Regions from separate parts of the Homo sapiens genome. Here region 1 is linked to region 2. A link is a contact called in ENCODE Hi-C or POLR2A ChIA-PET data. All regions are on one chromosome and are shown on one strand. The core of a region is the stretch at or near the end of the contact, and the rest is flanking DNA. Distances in the headings are between cores, read along the strand shown.

Region 1 (6,958 bases), core at 4,406-6,905, 3.3 Mb before region 2:
TGTGTTACAAACAATCCTATTATACTCTTAATTTTTTAAATCTACAATTAAATTATTATTGACTATAGTCACTCCGTTGTGCTATCAAACAGTAGGTCTTATTCATTATGTTTTTTGTTTTTTGTTTGTACTCATAAAGAATCCCCACCTCCCACCACCACCCCCAGCTTCTGGTAGCTATCATTCTACTATCTCCATGAGTTCAAGTGTTTTGATTTTTAGCTCCCACACGTAAGTGAGGATATGCAATGTTTGTCTTTCTGTGCTCGGCTTATTTCACTTAACATAACGACTTCCAGTTCCATCCATGTTGTTGCAAATGATAGGATCTCATTCTTTTTTATGGCTGAATAGTACTCCCAAAACTTATTCGTGTCTTTGTTCTAACCATCAGGGTTTATTCATAAAAATTCTTCATATTTTCACCTTTCCTAATCATCTACCAGTCTTCAGATGTTAGTATGAAGTAGAACAAAACAAATTCTTAGTTAAGGTATACATTTCCAACTCCCTCCTTAAATTAAGAGATCTGGAACAGATCTGGAAATATAACGGGCAGATAATTACTGAAGAAGACAGTGAACAGAGAAGTGAGCATTTTTAATCCTTAAATGCCATCTGCTCCATTATCAGTTCACGTACTTCCTGGATAGAGCTAAAATCTATCCTTGTCCCCTTTCCTTAGTTTTTAATTTTTTGGTGGTGTCTCCATTTAATTGTTCTGCAACTGCTACTAAGCCTGTTTCTCTAATCAGATATTTTCTAGAGAACTGCAGGGTTTTTTGCACATGTGATACTTTCATGAGTCATTTCTCAAAGCAAAGTTTTTCCAATGATAGCCTGCCTTGTTAAACATCCCAAAAAGATCAACTGCAAAACATTTACCACCCAGAGGAATATAATCTCACTTTATTTTCTAACATTTACTTAACATCTTCTATATGCCAGGTACTGCATTAGGTACTTCACATCCCTCATCTCATTTAATTTTCACAATAGCCAAAGAAATCAGCATTTTTTCCATTCTACTGATGAGGAAAATGAGACTCAGAGTAACTTGTTAAACATCATTGGGGGTGGATTAAAGCATATCCTCTTTAAAACTACAGACTTTTTTGGAAAACTGGGGAGGGAGATCTATCTGCCATCCTAGCATTATGATGACCATTTTTATTATGCTTCAGTATGCATTGCGTGTTCATCACTTTCCACATTTCATATTATTATTATTATTATAGATTCCCAGAAGTAAAGAAATATGAATAATTTTATCAAAGACCATGCTTCTTCATTTTTATCATGCTGCCTCTCTAAGATAACACCAGATGCGAGGATGAACAACTTCCCTTCCACAACAGGGGGAAAGGATTCACCATAAAATAAAACCAGTCGCTGCAAAAACAAGCCTTTGTTGCCTAGCACAAAACATAGGCTTTGGAACTAGACAGACCAGTGTGGGATCCCAGCTCAGTTTCTTAGAGCTGTGCTTCTATGAGCAAGCCCCCAACCACCCTCTTGCTTACTGTCAGTTCCCTCATCTATCTATCTATCTATCTATCTATCTATCTATCTATCTATCTGGGGTGGGTAGAGATGAGTCTGGCTATGTTGTTCAGGCTGGGCTCAAACTCTTGGCCTCAAGGGATCCTCCCATCACCTCAAGGGATCCTCCCACCTCAGCCTCCCAAAGTTCTGGGATTATAGGCATGAGCCACCATGCCTGGCCAGTCCCCTCATCTTTAAAGTCCCCTTATCTTTCGAAGGGGTTAATACTTACTCTGCAATGTTAATGTGTGTATTATAGATAATGAGTGTAAACTATAGTGCCTGGCATGTAGAATGCATTCGATAAATATCAGAGAATAAATGGCTGGGCTCAGTGGCTCACGCCTGTAATTCTGTCACTTTAGGAGGTCAAAGCAGGAGGATTGCTGGAGGCCAGGAGTTTGAAACCAGCCTGGTCAACATAGTGAGACCCGGTCTCCACAAAACATTTTTAAAAATTTAAAAAGAAAAATAAGTCCACGTTCCAATGAAAACATTGTTAAAGGTATAAATAATAAGCAGGGTAGCATTCCATTTAGCAATAGACAACTATGAGGAACTTGAGTGATTTTTAATCATATTTATTTAGGGGAGGTATCTTTTAAAAAGAATATACATATATGCACACTTTTTTTTTTTTTGAGACAGAGTCTCGCTCTCTTGTTCAAGCGATTCTCATGCCTCAGACTCCTGAGTAGCTGGGACTACAGGCATGTGCCACCCTGGCTGGCTAATTTTTTTTGTATTTTTAGTAGAGACGGGGTTTCCCCAAGTTGGCCAGCCTGGTCTTGAACTCCTGACCTCAAGTGATCCACCCGCCTCGGCCTCCCAAAGTGCTGGGATTACAGGCGTGAGCCACTGCACCCAGCAAAAAATAGATTTTAAGATCAGACATTACCCTATTATTTAAAGTCAAATTTATTATAGTAGATAGACCTGGAATTTTTTTAAATAATGTTTTCAAAAATTGACAAAAAAATGTTCTGCAACAGAACACCCATATTTTGAAACTGTGTCTAAGGAGTATCATAGTAGTCTTTTTAAAGACAGCCTAAACCATTCTCAGAGAGGGAAGGAGGAAAAACTAAATCATCTTTAGCAGCCTATATAAATTCCATGCTTACTGATGAGAAAATCCAATTTTATGTTGTGAAATCTAAGAAAACCTACAACTGAAAGAACAGATTCCCGGCTGAACACAGTGGCTCATGCCTGTAATCCCAGCACTTTGGGAGGCCAAGGTGGGTAGATCACTTGAGTCCAGGAGTTCAAGGCCAGCCTGGACAACACAGCAAAACCCCATTTCTACAAAAAATATAAAAATTAACTAGGCATGGTGGCACATGCCTGTAGTCCCAGCTGGGAAGTCTTAGGTGGGAGGATCACCTGAGCCCAGTGAGGTCATAAGGCTGTACTGAGCTATGATCATGCCACTACACTCCAGCCTTGGCAACAGAGTGAGACCCTGTCTGAAAAAAAATTTTTTTAAATATATATATACATTTATAAAAAGAAAGAACAGATTCCTGATTTTATATAAGTACACAGTTAATCTGATGTTTGTTGAGGACATTTTGACAGAAAATGCTGGATGTGAGGTAAAGAAAAATTAAGAAGTTTTTGCATTCAAGATGCTTACAGTGTTAGGGCAAAGACTGGCATATAAACAAGGACAATACAGGTCAGGCATGGAGGCTCGCTCCTGTAATCTCAGCACTTTGGGAGGCCAAGGTGGGAGGATCACTTGACCCCAGGAAGTAGAGGCTGCAGTGAGTCATGATAGTGCCATTGCACAGCATGCAGCCTGTGTAAGAGGCCCTGTCTCCAAATAAATACATACATACCTACAATGACTATATGCTGTGCTGAATTCATCTCAGTTCACCTGGAGGCACCAAGAAAACTTTAGCCGAGGAAGAAAGAAGATACTGTTTGAGCTAAGACTTGAAGAGTAGGAATCTTCAGGTGAATGAAAGGGTGGGGTAAGAGAAAAGGAAGATATTCTCGCATAAGTCTTGTACATGCATGAAAAGGGTGAATGTACTTCCAAGAGAGTACAGAAAGATCAAGGAAGGCATGTAATTTATTGCCTTAACATAAAATTCACCATATTGACCATTTTAAAGTATACAATTCAGTGCTGATTCCTTTAAAAAAAAAACAAAACCTATTTTCAGCTAGGCTGTTGTGCTTCCAGTTCAGTGAGAGAGTCAATGAATAAATATAATTTCACTGGTAGAAATGCTAAGTTTTAAAAAGCCTTCACTTTTTAATTAAAAAGAATAAGTGGACTAGGCACAGTGGCTCACACCTGTAATCCCAACACTTTGGGAGGCCAAGGCGGAAGCAACACTTGAGCCCAGGAGTTTGAGACTAGCCTGTCAACACAGAGAGACTCCGTTTCTACAAAAAGATAAAAAAGTAGCCAGGGATATTGTGGCACATGCCGGTAGTCCTAGATATTCGGGAGGTGGAGGTGGAGGTGAGAGGATCACTAGAGCCCAGGAAGTCGAGGCTGCAGTGAGCCATGATCCCACCACTGAACTCCAGCCTGGGCAACAGAGCGAGACCCGGTCTCAAAAAAAAAAAAAAGTGGTCATCGTGGAAATTCAGGTAATACCAGCAATACCAGCATGTAAAGTAAAACGTGAAAACGTTCCCCTCATCGATAATCCCAACTGCCTAGAGATAGCCACTGTTAAGGTATTGTCATGTATCCTTACAGAGATTTCTCTATACATACACATATACTTATATATAGGGGATGCTGTTGTTTTTAACATAAAAAATTTCTAAGACATAAAATTATGCATTGCTCTGCATCTTCTTTTCCACATAACCATAGCTTAGGATCCTCCCAAAGAAGGACATCAATTTCTAGTTTCAGTGTCTGAGCCTGCTCACTTCACGATACTTTTGACAATTGTATATTTTTATTGTACTCTTTGCCAATCTAATAAGCAACTCATTAAGTTTAACTTCCTAGCTTAGTTTTTCTTCTTATGGAATAGTTCAAATACTTAGAAACATAGAGAAGATAGCTTTCTTTCTTAATTCAGCTCAAGTAGACAAGTATCTGAAGTGCTTAACTGGTATTTTTAGAGTATGTGCACAGTTTTTCTCTATTAGAGGAAGCACAGAATGTACAGGAAATAGAGTTAGAATGACTGACGTAGGGTTTGAGTCCTCGTTCATTTTCTAAATTTAAGACTCTTTTTCTCATCTATAAAATTAGAGGGTATAAGTAATTGCTAGTAGTCTTAAAGTCCTAAGAGTATAGGACTCCAAATCACAAACGTTTGAAAACGCATTGTTAAAATTCCTCTACCTGGATTGCTTAATGGTGAGAATACTGTATCTCCTCCACTTCCTAAAGCCTATGAGTTCCACAAGATCTTAGTTTTGTTCATTTATGTATATCAAGTGCCTAGAACATTGCCTAGCATGCTTACATTTGTGGAATGATTGAAAATGGTTAGGAGCTTTCAATCTGGTAAATTGCCTTGAAACAATTATTTGGACAAAGTAATAAATCTGGCATAATTTCACTCTTTGGTCTAACTCTCACACTCCTGAAATGAAAATGCTAGAAAATAGAGAACTCTTACACATCATTCAGGGAGTTACATCGGCCAGCAGTATAGAGTCTCAGATATCCTACTCCTGGGATCTAAAGTCGAACTCCCCACCCCCAACACCTGACGGGGCCCACACTCAAAAGTGTCAAAACTCATAGCTATGCACATTCACAAGACTGTAGAAGTCGGGCTGTCACCTACGCTACTCCACTCTCAGATTCTACATCCCCAGAAGACAAAGAGTTACAGTTCCTTCTCTCACGAATTCCACAACTCCGAAAACCGCGTAATTGAAGCCACCAAAGGCATAGAAGCGGCAGGGAAAGGGGGCTGGGAAGAGGCGAACAGACCCTCTTAAGCCCCAGTCATTGGGAAAAGCCCATGCTGCTGGAAACCGCGTTCTCACCTCCTTCTTTCTTTGGGCAGAGGCTGAGGGAACGTCGCAAACGATGAGCAGCGCCACCACCATGGTCACAGAGACACACCAAAACCGCCAACGCGCTGCCATGTTCGCTCCTCTCCCTTCTATAAGTGAAACTTTGCTCCGGCTAGGTCTGAGGGTGGGGCGTGAGAACAGGCAAATCGGCCCCTTGCCTTTCCTCATTGGTCCAGCTCAGCCCTGCCGGGAGACCCCTCACATTACGTCACAGCGCGCTGGCGCTACACGCCCGCTAAAAGAAGGTTGATTTCTAATTGGCCCCGGTCGGCCAATAGAAAAAAGATAATCTGGAGCGTTTTCATTGGTCCGCTAAAGATAATGACCCGCCCCTTTCTCGATACGTAAACATCTAGCGCGCTGACGCTTTCCAAGCACGCATGCGCAGTTGTGAAATATTGCGGAGTTTTCGGAGTCCAAAATGGCTTGAAGTTGCTAGAACAGAATCTTTCAAAGACTCATTTAGAAGTCCTTGAAATTCGCCGCCTTCATGTAATATTCTAGAAAAATGGGACCTAGCCGCGTGAGGGATAAGAGCTATTTAGTCCGTTATCCTGCCTCCAAAGTACTTCAAAGTGAAAAAATAAAAGTAGGAAAGCAAAAATATACCTAATACCACTGAGGGAAATTTTTAAAGGTAAATATGAACAAGAGCTTGTTGAATACCTATTGTGTCCTAGAAACTGCCAGGAGCGCTGAAAAAAGAGGACATCAAAGATTATTTTTTAAAGTTTTTGTTTATTTATGGCTTTTTTTGAGATGGAATTTCGCTCTTGTAGCCCAGGCTGGCGTGCAGTGGCGCCATCTCGGCTCACTGCAACCTACGCCTCCCGGGTTCAAGCGATTCTCCTGCCTCAGCCTCCCGAGTAGCTGGGATTACAGGCGCCCGCCATCACGCCTGGCTAATTTTTTGTATTTTAGTAGAGACGGGGTTTCGCCATGTTGGGCAGGCTGGTCTCGAACTCCTGACCTCAGGTGATCCGCCCGCCTCGGCCTCCCAAAGTTCTGGGATTACAGGCGTGAGCCACCAAGCCCGGCCGGCTTTTTTTGTTTGTTTTTTCAGTTAAACTCCTTGACTTAATATTTAAAGCACCAACAAGGACTTTAATTGCAGGTTATAGACAGCAAATTCCTTCTTTTTATTCATTATTTTGTTTGGGGGATGGGTACAAAAGTAAGGTTGTAAAGAAGGAAAACACCAACAAGATAAAATCAATCTGCCTACAATTTGGATTTATTTTGATGGTGTGGAAAATATTATATGACTATTATTTTAGGCGCTACTGGATAAAAAAACCAGGAAATTAATTTCAGTATGTTGGAGAGACAAGGAGATGGGATGGAAAGAAAAATAGCTGGTTCCGAAGTGAAGAGATGTGAAATACAGATGTGAAAAAAA
Region 2 (6,954 bases), core at 784-3,283:
GAACAGACATTTCTCAAAAGAAGACATTTATGCAGCCAACAGACATATGCAAAAATGCTCATCATCACTGGTCATGAGAGAAATGCAAATCAAAACCACAATGAAATACCATCTCATGCTAGTTAGAATGGCAATCATACAACAGATGCTGGAGAGGGTTTGGAGAAATAGGAATGCTTTTATACTGTTGGTGGGAGTGTAAATTAGTTCAACCATTGTGGAAGACAGTGTGGCGATCCCCCAAGGATCTAGACTAGAAATGTCATTTGACCCAGCAATCTCATTACTGAGCATATACCCAAAGGATTATAAATCTTTCTATAATAAAGACACATGCACATGTATGTTTATTGCAGCACTATTCATAATAGCAAAGACTTGGAACCAACTCAAATGTCCCAGTGATAGACTGGATTAAGAAAATGTGGCACATGTACACCATGGAATACTATGCAGCCATAGAAAAGGATGAGTTCATGTCCTTTGCAGGGACATGGATGAAGCTGGAAACCATCATTCTAAGCAAACTATCACAAGGACAGAAAACCAAACACCACATGTTCTCACTCATATGTGGGAGTTGAACAATGAGAACACATGGACACAGGACAGGGAACATCACACCCCGGGGCCAGTCGGGGGGTGGGGGGCTGGAGGAGTGATAGCATTAGGTGAAATACCTAATGTAAACAACGAGTTGATGGGTGCAGCAAACCAACATGGCACATGTATACCTATGTAACAAACCTGCACGTTGTGCACATGTACCCTAGAATTTAAAGTATAATTAAAAAAAAATAAGAAGGTGGCCTCTGGAGTTCCTAACTCTGGAATGTACTAACCATATGATTTTAGGAAAACTATTTTTCTGAGTTTCAGTTTCTTCATCTGTAAAATTAATGTAATAGTACCCACCTCTTGAGGTTGTTTTAAGGACAACATGTAAAGAGATTAATTTGGAATTAGTATTTAAGACAGATTGGAGAAGGGAAAACCTGTGGGTAGGGAACAGTTAACAAAGCTATTGTAAGCACTGAGCCTAGGCAAAGACAGTAAACCACTAGACTGGAGACAGTGGAAAAACAGCAAAGGAAAAGAAGTAGGACAAGCGACTGACTCCTCTCCACTCTCATTCATCTTGCAAATTCCTTTTTTTCTGTTCATTTAACATAATCTGGGAACCTAAAACTACACTTTGAAGTATATGGTCTGTCTCTGGACATTATTAACTGTTTGCTCATTTCCTTAGAGCTACAAATAACCATCTGATCTCTCTCTTCACCATTTCAACATCTGCAATATGTTCTCCCAAATCCCTTACTTCAGTCAGTTAAAAAGCAAAACAAAACAAAAATCATCCATCTTTTTACACAATATTTTCAATCTTTTCTTTGTAATTTATTCCTTCATTCTTAAACTTGCCAATCAGGCCTCCTGCAAATTCCCACGGAAGCAGGGTTCCCTAATTTAACAAAACACAAAATTCAAAAAGAAAACCAATCCTGCCATTTCTGGGCTTAAGGAAACCTGAAACTTTCCTTCAAAACTCTGCAGCATTGCTCAGTACTTTAGTGCCTAATTCCTACAACGAGCTAAGATCAGAAAAATCACTACGTAATAGGAATCTTAAAATGCGCAAGGCTTTGAGAACATGGGTTTTCAACATACAGCTTGCTCTTTCAGGATCTGTCTTCTTATTTGCATATATTTCTGAGCAGGAAGTTATGCGCAGTACTTTTAGTCTCCGCGTGAAAAGGTCCTTCATGCTAATCTAATTCAATTCAGTTCTCCTTTTTCTTTCTTCTTCTCCTCGCCCTCTTCTCAGGGAAGGAATCGTCAAAAATCAATGTTTCAACAGATCTCGCGGTGCTATTCGAGATTCCCTATTAAAAAAAAATAGAATTGATGCAAACAGCCTGTTCCTTCCGGGGTTTTGGGCTGGAACTGCAGCGCTTAGAGAGCTCGGTGGAAGCTGCTAAAGGCGGAGGCGGGGCTCTGGCGAGTTCTCCTTCCACCTTCCCCCACCCTTCTCTGCCAACCGCTGTTTCAGCCCCTAGCTGGATTCCAGCCATTGCTGCAGCTGCTCCACAGCCCTTTTCAGGACCCAAACAACCGCAGCCGCTGTTCCCAGGATGGTGATCCGTGTATATATTGCATCTTCCTCTGGCTCTACAGCGGTAAGGAGAGTGGGGAGTCCACCTTTGTTGTTTTCCTACACACCAGTCCTCTGCTGCCCCAGAACCATTAAAATGCAGAAGTTCCTCTGGCAGCTTCTCCTTTGGAAGACTCATGCATCCCCGATCCCACCCTTCTTCTTCCCTTTTTTCCCTTTGTTGCATCGATTTCATTTTTTTTTTTTTCCACATAGAGTTCAGCTTTGTTTGCTTCGTGACGTTGGGGGGCACATTTCTGCTTTGAAGGAAAACGAAAGCTACCAAGTTTTGGGAGATGGGAGATGGTGCTATACGGTCTTTAGGGTTACGTGAAGTCAAGTAAAATCGCACACTGGTGAGTTTCAAGAGTGAGACATTTGATGAATACGCCCTAAGTACTGAGACAAGGAGGAGTGCACTTCTGTAAAGGATGGGGGTACACATGCTGTAACTGGTGGGGATTGAGTGGAGGCCTACCGAGGCATTGTAATTATTCTGGGTGAGTGAGACCCTGGTAATAGAGTTATTTTGAGAGTGTGTAGAAGAAAGTGGTTAACTTGAGCTTGAAGGCCTGTTAGAACTAGACAAATTGGGAGGGGAAGTTGGTAACAATGACGTAAATTTTTTTTTAACTTAATATGACACGAGATTCAGTTTTCCCCCCATATTGTCCCTTATTTTGACTGTTTCTATTCTTTCAAAATATTTTACTTTTAAATTTCTCTCACTGCTTCAAGTATATTGAGAACTGGATAGGGAGCTCAGTGGCTTCTTGTGTAGTGGCAGCCTGAGTTGCTGCTGCTTCAAATGATAGGACTTTCTCTTTCATGGATTCACTTACTCTTAATTTAGAATAACAAATTTTCAGCAGCTGTCGGGAGAATATGATAAACTGGGGTGCAAGATGAGTGTATATCCATGATAAATGAAAGTGCTTCTGCTTTTTACAACTCAAGAGAAAGGCAGACAGTGGCAAGAACAGATGTGTGGGTTCAGATTGTAGGGTATAGGAACCCCTTCCCTCTTCTTGAGCTTTAGAGCAGCAGCTAATCCAGGTTGTTGTGTGTTTTTATTTTTTGGCTTGTTTATTTACACCTGAGAGGATGTGGAATGGAAGTGGAGGTTATGTTAAATCACAAGAACCTTGATATTTGAACTTTGTCTTCTCTGGCCACCATGTGTGGATATGTTTATGCAATTTTGGAATATCAGAAAATTTAATCTTACATTTTTTGAATAAGTTTAGGTTAAAAAAAAGAACACCTTTTATATTTCCTTTGGACCTAATTTTATGAGCCTCTTGCTTTATTATTTTCCATACATGTTGTCTAATATTTCAAAGTAAAATTTGAGTTGCTCAGAGTCTCAACTCAATCCAATAATTGTAAAGTCCAACTTAATGCCTTTAGTTAAACCCCTAATGAGACTGAACAGATCAGGCAGTTAGTTTTGCTTTGGGAGTCATACAGTTTCAATACTGTTATTTATTCTTTGCTTTCTCCTTCCTCTACCCCTTCTTTAAAAGTAGATTCAACAAGAAACTGCTTTCAGAATTTCTATTCAAGTAAGAATAACTGCACCTCTCTTTGTTAAGTCTTAAGTTTCCAAGAGCCTTAGAAATGGCTGCTGTCTTCTATTATTTCCTTTATTGGACTCCTTTTTTTTTTTATTTAGATTTCAACTTTTATTTTAGATTCAGAGGGTACATGTGCAGATTTGATGCATGGGTATACTGTGCAAGGTTTGGGGTACCATTGAACCTCTCACCCTGGTAGTGGGCGTAGTACCCAATAGGTAATTTTACAACCTTTGCCTTCCTCCCTCCCTCCTCTGTAGTCTTCAGTGTCTATTCTTCCCATCTTTGTTGGACTTTATTGTTGAAGACCATGCAAATGGCAGATGTTTATGGTATTTGTATTTTATTTCAATTTTTTGTCATGAGTAGTTAGAAATTTATTAGAAATTTATCTACTGTAGTAATTATAGTTCAATGAACCTGTTATCAAAATTCTACTTCATAATGCCAAAATAAATCCTTGCTTTATTATACTATTACAACACTTTTAAATAATACCAAAACAGTGTAAAGTGAGTACTTCTTTGTAACATGAATGGAGTGGTGATTATTTACTTCAGAAAGGCACTTTTCAGTTTGCTGTACTAAAGTTTTCCTTTAAGATTGATGCCCTGTTTGTTTTAATACATAAGTTAGAAAGTTTTGAGCAAATATCCTGATGGAGTCCTACAATTGCACATAGTGAGATACTTCAATAAGTGACTAAGTTTAGTTGTCTGAAGAACAGTTAAAAGCTTCTTTGCTTTGGATTGGTGGTAGCTGACTGTTTCTTAATCTTCCTACTGGTTGTCATTAAAAAAAAAAACAACAGATGTTATACTGGTTATACTGGGCAGAGTGGGGGATCTGGATCTGTGATAATTGGCAAGACAATGTTAACTTATTATGGTGGCGGGCGCCTGCAGTCCCAGCCACTCGGGAGGCTGAGGCAGGAGAATGGCGTGAACCCAAGAGGCGGAGCTTGCGGTGAGCAGAGATCGCACCACTGCAATCCAGCCTGGGCAACAGAGCGAGACTTTCTCTCAAAAACAAAACAAAACAAAAAAAGTGGCCTAATAGTGAAGAGTAGCACTTGCTTCTTGAAAGTTTAGAAATGAAAACAAGTATGTTGGTCTTTGCAATGGATTTCATTTTTTATTTTTATTGATATATCATAATTGTGCATATTTATGGGGGACATATGATCTTTTGATACATGCACACAATGTGTGATGATCAAATTAGGGTAATTAGGATATCCGTTACCGCAAACATTTATCATTTATTTGTGGTGGGAACATTCCAAACATTCTAGCTGTTTTTTCTAGCTATACAGTAAATTATATTGGTAACTATAGCCACCCTATTGTGCAATTGAACAGTGGATCTTATTCCTTCTATCTAACTGTATTTGTGTACTCATTAACCAACCTCTCTTAATCCTTCTTTCCCCCTACCCTTCTCAGCCTCTGGTAACCACCATCCATTCTACCCAATATCTTCATGGGATCGACTTTTTTAGCTCCCACATGGGTGAGAACGTGTGGTATGTCTTTTGTCTTTCTGTGTTATGTCTTAGTTCACTTAAAATAATGTCCTCCAGGCTCATCCATGTTGTCACAAATAACAGAATATCATTTTTATGGCTGAATAATATTTTATTTTGTGTGTGTATATATATGTGTGTATATATAAGTGTGTGTATATATATGTGTGTGTGTGTGTGTGTATATATATATATATATATATATATATCACATTTCCTTTATTCATTCACCGTTGATGGACACTTAGCCACATATCATAGTTATTTTGAATAGTTCTTTAATAAACATGGGAGTGCAGATATTTCTTTGATATACTGATATCCTTTCTTTTGGATATATACCCAAAAGTGAGATTGCTAAATCATGTGATAGTTCTATTTTTGTTTTTTGAGGAACCTCTATGCTGTTTTCCATGGCAGCTCTAGATCATGTGGTAGTTCTATTTTTGTTTTTTTGAGAAATCTCTGTGCTGTTTTCCATAGCAGCTGTACTAATTTACATTCCCAGCAAAAGTGTACTAGTATTCCGCTTTCTCAGTGCCCTTACCAGCATTTGTTATCTTTTTGGTAATAGCCATTTTAATTGGAGTGAGATGTTATCTCATTATAGTTTTGATTTGCATTTTCCTGATGGTTAGTGATGCGGAACATTTTTTCTTATACCTGTTTGCGATTTGTATGTCTTCTTTTGTGAAATGTTTATTGAAATCATTTGCCATTTAAAAAAATTGGATTATTTGTTTTTTTGTGGGTTTCTTTTTTGCTACTGACTTCCTTATATATTCCACATATTAATCTCTTGTCAGATGGATAGTTGGAAAATATTTCCTCCCATTTTTAGGTTTCTCCTTACTCTATTGATTGTTTCCTTTGCTGTGCAGAAGCTTTTTAGCTTAATATAGTTCCATTTGTCTATTTTTACTTTCATTGCCTGTTTTTGAGGTTTTACCCAAAAAATCTTTGCCCAGACCAATGTAATGGACTTCTTGATGGTAACCATAATAATGATAGTCAGTAGAAGCCCCTAAGTATGTCAGATACTATCTCATTTTTAAAAATAATCCTTTGAATTAAGCACTATGATTATCTCTGTTTTTCAGAGAAGGAAATACAGTATACAGGTTCAAAGAGTAAATAACTTTCTCAAGGTTACACAGTTGGTAAGCCATAGAGCTTGAATCCAAGCAAGATGTTTGAATCCAAAGAATATGTACTTAACCACCAAGAAATGCATCCTCCCAGTGATTTATGGCAACTAGTAGGCATGAGGAAATAAATTTGAACACGAGTAAGAGGTAGGGGAGGAAGTAAGTCCTGTAAGTGGAAGAAGAGTTGCCTGGGCATGTGCATATAGGGGAATAGAGAAATGGGCAGCTAGTGTGTAGGAGGGATATTGTGTCTAAAAGGGAATGTCTGTAAGTAGGGTAAGTGACTGTTCACCCAAGGCCAAGAAGATAGAGAAGACCTACACAGTTGGAAAGCCTAAACTGGTCTGGTATAGGTCAAGGTATAAAATTCAGGCCTTAATACTGTTTAGTTTGATGGGAACCATTTAACAAGAATGCAGCTTCCAAGTAGTCTGTCTATATGAAGTGATTTCTGCCTGTTCAGAATTGTTTATACATGTCTTAACTCACTGTGACACAGGTATATGCCACGTTTTGTTTCTTGAGATTGTAATGCCTTGTAAATTTACATTT

What was found. A loop is a pair of places that touch in the nucleus more often than their neighbours do. ChIA-PET counts read pairs that join two places held with the same protein, here RNA polymerase II (POLR2A). Pooled maps may share reads with other maps.
Region 1: a loop to region 2 is called in a map of CD8-positive, alpha-beta T cell, with 17 times the contacts of the local background. The contact joins the promoter of MAGT1 here to the promoter of SH3BGRL in region 2. A Hi-C loop is called at or near these places in 2 of 168 maps with a recorded cell type or tissue (CD8-positive, alpha-beta T cell and naive thymus-derived CD4-positive, alpha-beta T cell), 1 of 37 single-sample maps with no recorded cell type and 10 of 50 pooled maps. POLR2A ChIA-PET finds 5 or more read pairs at or near these places in 1 of 52 experiments (T-cell).

What each region holds. Positions count from the first base shown.
Region 1 is chrX:77,889,780-77,896,737 of GRCh38, forward strand. It overlaps MAGT1 (magnesium transporter 1), which reads right to left and starts at 5,656. Exons shown (of 10, transcript NM_001367916.1): 1 at 5,530-5,656. The coding sequence starts at 5,631. RefSeq lists an enhancer at 5,403-5,652.
Region 2 is chrX:81,200,069-81,207,022 of GRCh38, forward strand. SH3BGRL (SH3 domain binding glutamate rich protein like) reads left to right here and starts at 2,034. Exons shown (of 4, transcript NM_003022.3): 1 at 2,034-2,177. The coding sequence starts at 2,133. HMGN5 (high mobility group nucleosome binding domain 5) reads right to left here and starts at 1,845. Exons shown (of 7, transcript NM_030763.3): 1 at 1,669-1,845. RefSeq lists enhancers at 1,690-1,939, 2,060-2,229.